Regions from separate parts of the Homo sapiens genome. Here region 2 is linked to region 1. A link is a contact called in ENCODE Hi-C or POLR2A ChIA-PET data. All regions are on one chromosome and are shown on one strand. Each heading gives the region's core, a stretch centred on a gene start or an enhancer-like site at or near the end of the contact. The rest is flanking DNA. Distances are from core to core; before and after follow the strand shown.

Region 1 (3,676 bases), core at 127-2,626:
TAGTATTGTGGCCATAGTTAAATGAGATGGTACATGTGAAACGTATGCAGGAAGCACTTTATAACAGCTTATCATTATTACTATGCATTAAATGTGAATCATACCCACCTAGTGTGAAGGGTTCTCTATCAAACGGAGCTAATGAACGATCTAGGGGAGGTTTCGTGCTTCTGTCTATTGAAGGAGCAGGGACTGGAAGGGGAAAAGGCTGACATCAATTAAAAGAAGAAAGCAGTCGGCTGGGGGTTGGGCGGGGCTAGGGGAGTGCCTGGTGGGAACAGGGCAAGAGAGAGCAGCCCTTGTACTCACGCTTTGCCGTTTTGTGGTTTCTGCTTCTGCTGGGTTCTTCGTGGTTGGTCTGGGGTGGGGGCAGTGGCTGCATAAAGATCCAAACGTTAGGAAGCACTTCCAATACATCAGCAAGAGCCGGCACTCCCAAAACCTGTCTGGATCTGCTCACTTTTCCTCATCTTCATGTTCTGCCTACAAACATCCATGTCCATTTCTTCACTGAACTACCGCAGTAGCCTCCTATCTGAGCTCCCTGTTCTAGACTCTGCCACGCAAGCTCTTTTCTGCAGGCAGCAGAGTGAGCATGTCACTTTCCTGCTAAGCCTCCTATCACATTAGAAACAAAATTGAAACTCGTTAATGTCCTGCGAGGCCCTGCCTGAGCTGGCCCATGTCTGCCCTCTCAACTCTTTCCTGTGATCCCTTCTCAGTACTCATGGGGTCCCTACCATAGAATCTTCTTGCAGTTCCTGGAAAATCTCAAGGTTATGCCCTCTTTGGCATCCCTACACTTGTTTCCTTCTGCCTAGAACGTTCTTCTCCCGGCTCTTCCCACAACTGGCTCATTCTGTCCCAGGTCCTTGTCACCTCCCCCCCCCATACCGTCATGTTACCTGGTCTTCCGTCCCCCGAACCACACATAACTACTCAAATGATCTCTTTCAGACATCTGTCTACCGTCTGATAACTAGCCCTAGTTGAGTTTTATGAAAGCAGGGACCTTATTTATCTTGTTCACACTTTATCCCCAACGCCTAGAACTCTGCTTGGCACATAGTAGCTGCTCAGACAATATTTGCTGATTAAATAAGTGAATCCTGCATCTCAAAAGAAGGTCTTCAAATCTCAAAAGCAATATACATCTGTAGATAAACTTGTGAAGGGAACACATTCCTAACTATCAAGTCCTTAGTCTGAGCTTCTCAGGGTCACTCTGGGAACTTATCAGATTCACAAGGACCGGGCTGTATGCTCGAAGAAGGAGAAAACGGGGTTTGCTACCTCTGTCTCCTCCGGTCTGAAGGCTCCTGTCCTTGGAATTTCAGGTGTCGGCCAGAAGGTGGCGCAAGTCTTTTTGCAGGAGAGAGGAAGGCTCGGTACCCAGGCAACACCAGTAGGTGCCACGGACTTAATTCGGTTCTCTTTGGGTTTATTTTACAGTTTTCACTTCTCTCAAATAGTGGGAAGTAAATAAAAACCACCAGTATTTTACCCCAAAAAAGAAACACGTGTGAATGCTTGGGTTTGCCTTTCCCCAGCCGAGGGAAAAGATTATAATCTTTTCTTACAAAATTAGAATGAGATAAAGATGTTTATAGTTTTATTTTTCTCTCTGGCGGAGGAAATAACTGCAGTGGACACCAAGTACTGTAAAAGAACGGGAGGAGGCCTACCGAGTGATTCCGGCCGGCTGGTGGGGGCGGGAGGGCGGCCATCGGTCTCTGGGGGGGCACAGGAGGCTGCTGGGGGGTTTTCCCAGAGGGGGGCCGGTCTGTGGAAACACAAGGTTATTAAAGTGAAAGGGGAGTATCGGCCAAGCTCAGGGGTCTCCAGGAACAGATATGCAGCTCGGGGCACCGGGGGTGCATGATCCTTGACCCCCAGGCCCACATGAGCCCCAGCCACGGGGAGACCCAGCCTGGATCTCACCCACCCCTCCCTGCCCATTTTTTCTGTCCTAGTTTGTGTCACTCTCCTTATACACAGGCTCAGCTTTCTTTGCATTTCACAGGAATAGGTATTTATCAGAGATTTTGCCAATCAAGAAAGGCCTCTTTGTAACCAGCTCAGCCAGAACTGGAAGGGAGGATTTTCAGACAATTTTGTAAGAAGTAAACATACGCATACCTCTGTATGCAGACACACAGATATACACATGTGCACACATGCATGCACACACATGCATATATATGCACACACCTGCATACACAGAGACACGAGTGCACACAGACACACACACATGCCAAAAATCTCACAGGCACACCCAGCTGCCTGTGCAGGGTGAAGTCAGCTCTCACTGCCATAGGGATCTTGTTCTGTCTGCCCTTCCTTCCCCTCTCCAGTGTCCTGGGCTATCTCCTCCCTGACACTTCCTCATTTTGCTCATCTCTTCCCATAAAGGGAGGAGCTGATCACCAACTTCTGTTACCAGACCACAGACTCTTAAGTGGAAGCTAGATTTGCCTCGAGCAGAAACTCACATTATCTGGGCAGAAACTCACATTATCCACATCTCCACGGAAGTGTCCCTAGGCCAGGTTGACAGGCTGGCAATTTCCTACCCCTTTGACAGGGAAAGGCCAGGACAAGACCATCAAGCAAGAGGGGTGAGTGGGTAGGGCCTCCTTACGCTTTGTGCCCTGGGTGCCTCTCTTGCCCGACTCTAGTCCCAGCCTTGGGGAGGTGCAGCTCTTCCACAGGGAAAAGGGTAGGAGCAAGGCCCAGCCTGATCTAATTCCACCCTGCTCCACCCGCACTGGCCATCTCTCAGCTTCTCTAATAGGCCATGCTCCTTTGAGCCTCAGGGCCTTTGCACAGCCATTTCTACTGCTCCAAATGTTCTTCCCTTACCACATCCATTTCCACTTGGCCAACTTGTATTTATCCTTTAACCTTGGTTTAATATCACAGCTTAAAGATACACCCTCAGGCAAACGCTCCAGCCTCATCTGTGCTTGTCTTCGTGCCTCTGTATCACGGTTTCACCAAGTAACCTCATGGCTCATTTGTTGGAGGGTGCGTCACCTGCCAGACTGTCAGTCCCTTGGCGAGGGCTGTCTTATTCACTCTGTATCTTAATGACTGGCACACACAAGGCACTCAACAACTGACTCATCCATTGCTTTTCCGGACCTCCACTTCCCTGTATATGAAACAGACTTGATCATGGTTGTCCTTATTACACAGATGTTTAAAAACCACCATGAGATATTGAGACAGCATTTTGTGAAAGGGCTTTAAAATGGAAATGGGTTATACCGCATAAAGGATTAAATGGTATTCGTTTTTTGTGGTACTGACCTTCAATTTTCAGCGTACTCTCTGAAAGTATATTATTTAAGAATATATTTGTTTATTTTCTGTCAACACCACTACTAGAATGTAAGCCCCAGGAGGCAGGGGCTATTTCTTCTTTCCTGATCATTTCTAAGCACTGAGAATGGGGCCTGGGCTCCCAGCAGATCAACAATGTTTGTTGAATGAATGGAGAGAGAAGTGGGCTAAAAGGACAGATAGACAATAAAAATCGTAAACACCATCTAATATTTTTTAAAGTTATAGTCAAACCCTACTCAATATCTTCATGTTTATTCTAGCATAATAATGCCATGTAACTATAATTTGGTCAAAAGATGGGGAGGAACAGGAAAGTACTCTTGGAGTA
Region 2 (3,921 bases), core at 38-2,537, 94 kb after region 1:
GCTGCTCAGTAAAAGTCAAGTTCCCCACCCTTCTTTTCTATGATACGACCTTGGATTTGTAGCCAAGAGAAACAAGGCTGAGCCTCTGTGGGTCAAGTCCTCTTCCCAGCTCCTATCCAGATGTGCTGCTATTTCAAAATTATCCCCCCTGCCCCCAGTCACTCTTGATGACAAGTTCTATAATTAAAAATGTGCCAACAATGGAAATGATCCTTTTTATTTAGTTGTTCATGGGAGAATTGGTCATCCATTCTCATGAGAATGGGAGCCCTGTGAAAGCGTTCACCACGTTCACCACGTGGGAATCACCTAGAGTGAGTGCCTCAAGCACCTGCAGCCGAGGAAGGAAGGTTGAATAAATAACGACTAAATGCTTTCCCTGCCGAGCAACATCAGGCCATGTGGCTGGAGTTCCCTTTTTGAGGTCTGGTCTTAGTCAGGCTTGCTCTGGAGCCTACCACTCCCTATCTCCCTTGTCTGAATTCCTGTGCTGGAGTTTGACAGCAGTGACCAGCCAGAACGACCTGGATGAGACAAGGGTCAGTGCAAACAAGACCAAAGGCCTGTTCCTGCCCCCATTCCGCTCTCATGCTCTGCTGGGGGACTGCCCCTGGGTGCAGGCCCACACTGCCTATGCATCACAGCTGGCCAGGTGCTCAGGTGAGGCGGCGGTTCTTCCCCGTTGTCCACCTGCACCCCACCCAGAAGTGCAGGAGGAGGGACCCCACTGAAAGGCAGGCAGCAGGGGAGAGGAGCTTTGGGGGAGAGGATGTGGAAATGAGGAAATTGCATAGGCCTCCCGGGCCAGCTGGAGGAAAGAAAGGCCAGGACTCCTGAAAAAGACTCATGGGAAGTCATTTACTATCACCACTGACCACGCTCTCTGTCACAGGTCTTCAGTCTAGGGGCAGAAGAAAGCCTTCCTTCTCTGTTAGGATGAGGGGAGGAGGACCATGAACACAAAGCTAACCTTGGTCCCCTCTGGCTGAAGCCACTGAGATTCCATTTTGTGTTCTTAGAAGAACACCCGCTTTGGAGCCAGACCTGGGTTTGAGTCCAAATCCTCACAACTGCTTGCTGTCTTAGGCCATCAGGCTGCTTATCAACCTGATGGCCTAAGCTACCATACAAAGACACGGTGGCTTATCAACAACAGAAATGTATTTCTCACAGTTCTGGAAGCTGGAAGTCTGAGATCAGGATGCTAGCACTGTGGACTTCTCGTGGGGACTCTTCCTGGCTTACAGACAGCATCTCCTGCTGTATTCTGACGTGGAGGAAAGAGAGTAAGCTAGCTCTCTGGCCTCTTCTTATAGACACACCCCATTCAAGAGGCTCCGCCTTCATGACCTCATCACCTCCCAAAGGCCCCACCTTCAAATACCATCACCTCAGGAGTGGGATTTCAACATGTGAATTTGGGGGACGGGAGGCACAAATATTCAGCCCATTGCACTAAGTAAATGGCTTTTTTTTCTGGGCTTCAGTCTCTTCATCTCTAAAATGAAGGAGCTGCTGATTTCAAAGGCCTCTTTCAGCTTTGGAATTTAAAGATTAAACAAAATTGCAGCACTGCTGGTGGCACCTGCCATGTGCCCAGCATTGCCTGAGCACTCCATGCCCAATATTTTATTTAGTGCACATGAGAAACCTAGGAGGTGGAGTGCTCTAATTAACCCCACTTACAGATATAAAGAGCGAGCTTCAGACGGGGGACCGGCCTGCTTGGAGTCACACAGCCAGCATGAAGCATAGCCACAACTGGAAGCCTAGGCGGTCTGGCCCCAAGCCCTGGGTTTTACTTCCCTCCCCAGCCCATCCCCAGTACACTCTTTCCATTTCTGAAAATCAGATCCAGGGTAAGAAGCAACGAAGACAAAACAGATTCCTTCCCAGTTTGGCCAAGAGGCAACACACACTCTTGTTTTCGAAATCAAGACTTCAGGACCTCCATTCTGACTGAGGAAGTGCAATTGAGGAGAATGCCCTCTGAGACTCAAGCTCCCCGATCCATCCCCTAAACCGTTACCCATAGGTCACCTTTCACAGTCAAACAACAAAACATATGGGGAGCAGGCCCGACAGCCAAGACTACAGGGAGGGGAGAAAAAAGGAAACACCACCCAGCAAGATTTCCTGTTGTATTTCTAGTCTGGCCAATTTTCATTTATTGCTGGAATGAGGTCAGTTGGAAGCTGAGGCAGAGAATTGGGCAGGAATCAGGTAGGGAGGTGTGATTCTGGGGCTTGTATCTGAGAAGCTGGGGTTAGCCTAATTTTCTTTCTGTAATCTTTTGATTAACTGTGGGCCAGTTTGGATGACATTTTTCAAACCATCTGTGCTTGGCAGGCTGGGCCGAGCCCAGGCTTACTGCTCGGTGTCTGCAAAACTCAGCTTGGAGCCGGCTATCACCCGGAGCCTGGGATGTCTCTAAGCCATGAAGCATATTGGATTGCAGAATGATCCACAACATCCCTGTGCTGATTAACTCTGCCCAGGCCTCACAAGTTCAGAAACAGTGGCTGTCATTTCAAACGCAACAGGAAACATGAGGGGAAGGGCCATCGCCATCCTCTGTTGAGTGCTACCTATTTTCTGGGGGCTTTACAAGGATTCCTATATTCAGTCCAGCCCTGTCTCTGTGAGTTGTTTTTATTCCAAACCAGGGGCTTTGAGAGGCTGAATAACTTGCCAACATCACAGATACAGCACTGTGGTTGAAAAGGTCATGTGCAAACACTAATGTTCCTTTGAACACGCCTGGTCAAACCTGTCAGCACCGTCACTTCTGTCACAGACTGAATTGTGTCCCCTTAAATGTGTATGTCAAAGCCCTAACCCCCAAGGTGGCTGTATTTGATGATAGGGCCTTGATGCAGGAGATTAAGGTTAAATGAGGTCATAAGGTTGGGATCCTAATCCAACATGACTGGTGTCCTTGTAAGAAGGGGAAGAGACCAGGAGTACACACACACAGAGGAAAAGCCATGTGAGGGCAAGATGGCCAACTACAAGCCAGGAAAAGAAACTTCATCAGACACCAACCCTGCCCGAACCTTAATCTTGGACTTTCAGTGTCCAGAACTGTGGGACAATAGATTTTCGTTATTTAACTACCCAGTCTGCGACATTCGATTATGGCAGCCCAAGCAGACTAATACAGCCCCATAGACCATTCTTTGCATAGCATCCTTTCCTATATTTTTAACTGTGACAAACATATATAACATTAAATTTACTATTTTAACCATTTTTAAGTGCACAGTTGTGGCTTTAAGTACATTCACATGTTGTGCAACCATCACCACCAACCATCTCCAGAACATTTTTCTTCTCGCAAAACTGAAACTCTGCACTGCACCCACTAAACCCTTCCCCATTTCTGTCTACCCTCAGGCTCTGGCAGCCACCACTGTACTTTCTGTCTCTATTAACTTGACTGTTCTAGGTTCCTCATATAAGTGAGTCATGAACAGTATTTGTGTCTGGCTTATTTCACTTAGTGTAATATCTTTTTTTTTTTTTTTTTTGAGATAGGGTCTCACTCTGTCATCCAAGCTGGAGTGCAGTGCTGTCATCACAGCGCACTGCAGCTTCTACCTCCTGGGCTCAAGCAATCCTCCCACCTCAGCCTCCAGAGTAGCTGAGACTACAGGCGTGCGCCACCACCACACCCAACTAATTTTTTAAAATTTTTTATAGAGATGAGGTTTCTCCATGTTGCCCAACCTGGTCTCAAACTCCTAGGCTCAAGTGATTGGCCCACCTTGGCCTCCCAAAGTGCTGGGATTCCAGGCTGCCATACCTGGCCCTCACTTAGTGTTATGTCTTTAAGGTTCATTCCTGTAACAGCCTGTGTCAGAATTCCCTTCCTTTTTAAGTTTGAACAATATTCCATTGTCTGGATACTACATTTTGCTT

Evidence for each region. Hi-C counts contacts between places; a loop is a spot of excess contacts on that map. ChIA-PET counts read pairs that join two places held with the same protein, here RNA polymerase II (POLR2A). Pooled maps may share reads with other maps.
Region 2: a map of testis shows a loop between it and region 1 (2.0-fold over the local background). The contact joins two enhancer-like sites. A Hi-C loop is called at or near these places in 5 of 168 maps with a recorded cell type or tissue (CD14-positive monocyte, endothelial cell of hepatic sinusoid, heart left ventricle and 2 more) and 2 of 50 pooled maps. POLR2A ChIA-PET finds 5 or more read pairs at or near these places in 2 of 52 experiments (K562 and WTC11).

Annotation. Positions count from the first base shown.
Region 1 is chr5:170,266,700-170,270,375 of GRCh38, forward strand. It overlaps LCP2 (lymphocyte cytosolic protein 2), which reads right to left. Exons shown (of 21, transcript NM_005565.5): 8 at 1,686-1,783; 9 at 310-376; 10 at 109-192. Among named protein-coding and RNA genes, the nearest start is that of LCP2, 29 kb to the right of the region's middle. Within about 2 kb of position 1,377, at least 15 of the 41 ENCODE cell types and tissues checked have a DNase peak (open chromatin) inside an H3K27ac peak, as active enhancers do; they include CD14-positive monocyte, heart left ventricle and testis, where a contact is called at or near this core.
Region 2 is chr5:170,360,489-170,364,409 of GRCh38, forward strand. It overlaps a transcript of KCNIP1 not described here. Among named protein-coding and RNA genes, the nearest start is that of KCNMB1, 27 kb to the right of the region's middle. RefSeq lists an enhancer at 615-1,115. Within about 2 kb of position 1,288, at least 8 of the 41 ENCODE cell types and tissues checked have a DNase peak (open chromatin) inside an H3K27ac peak, as active enhancers do; they include CD14-positive monocyte, heart left ventricle and testis, where a contact is called at or near this core.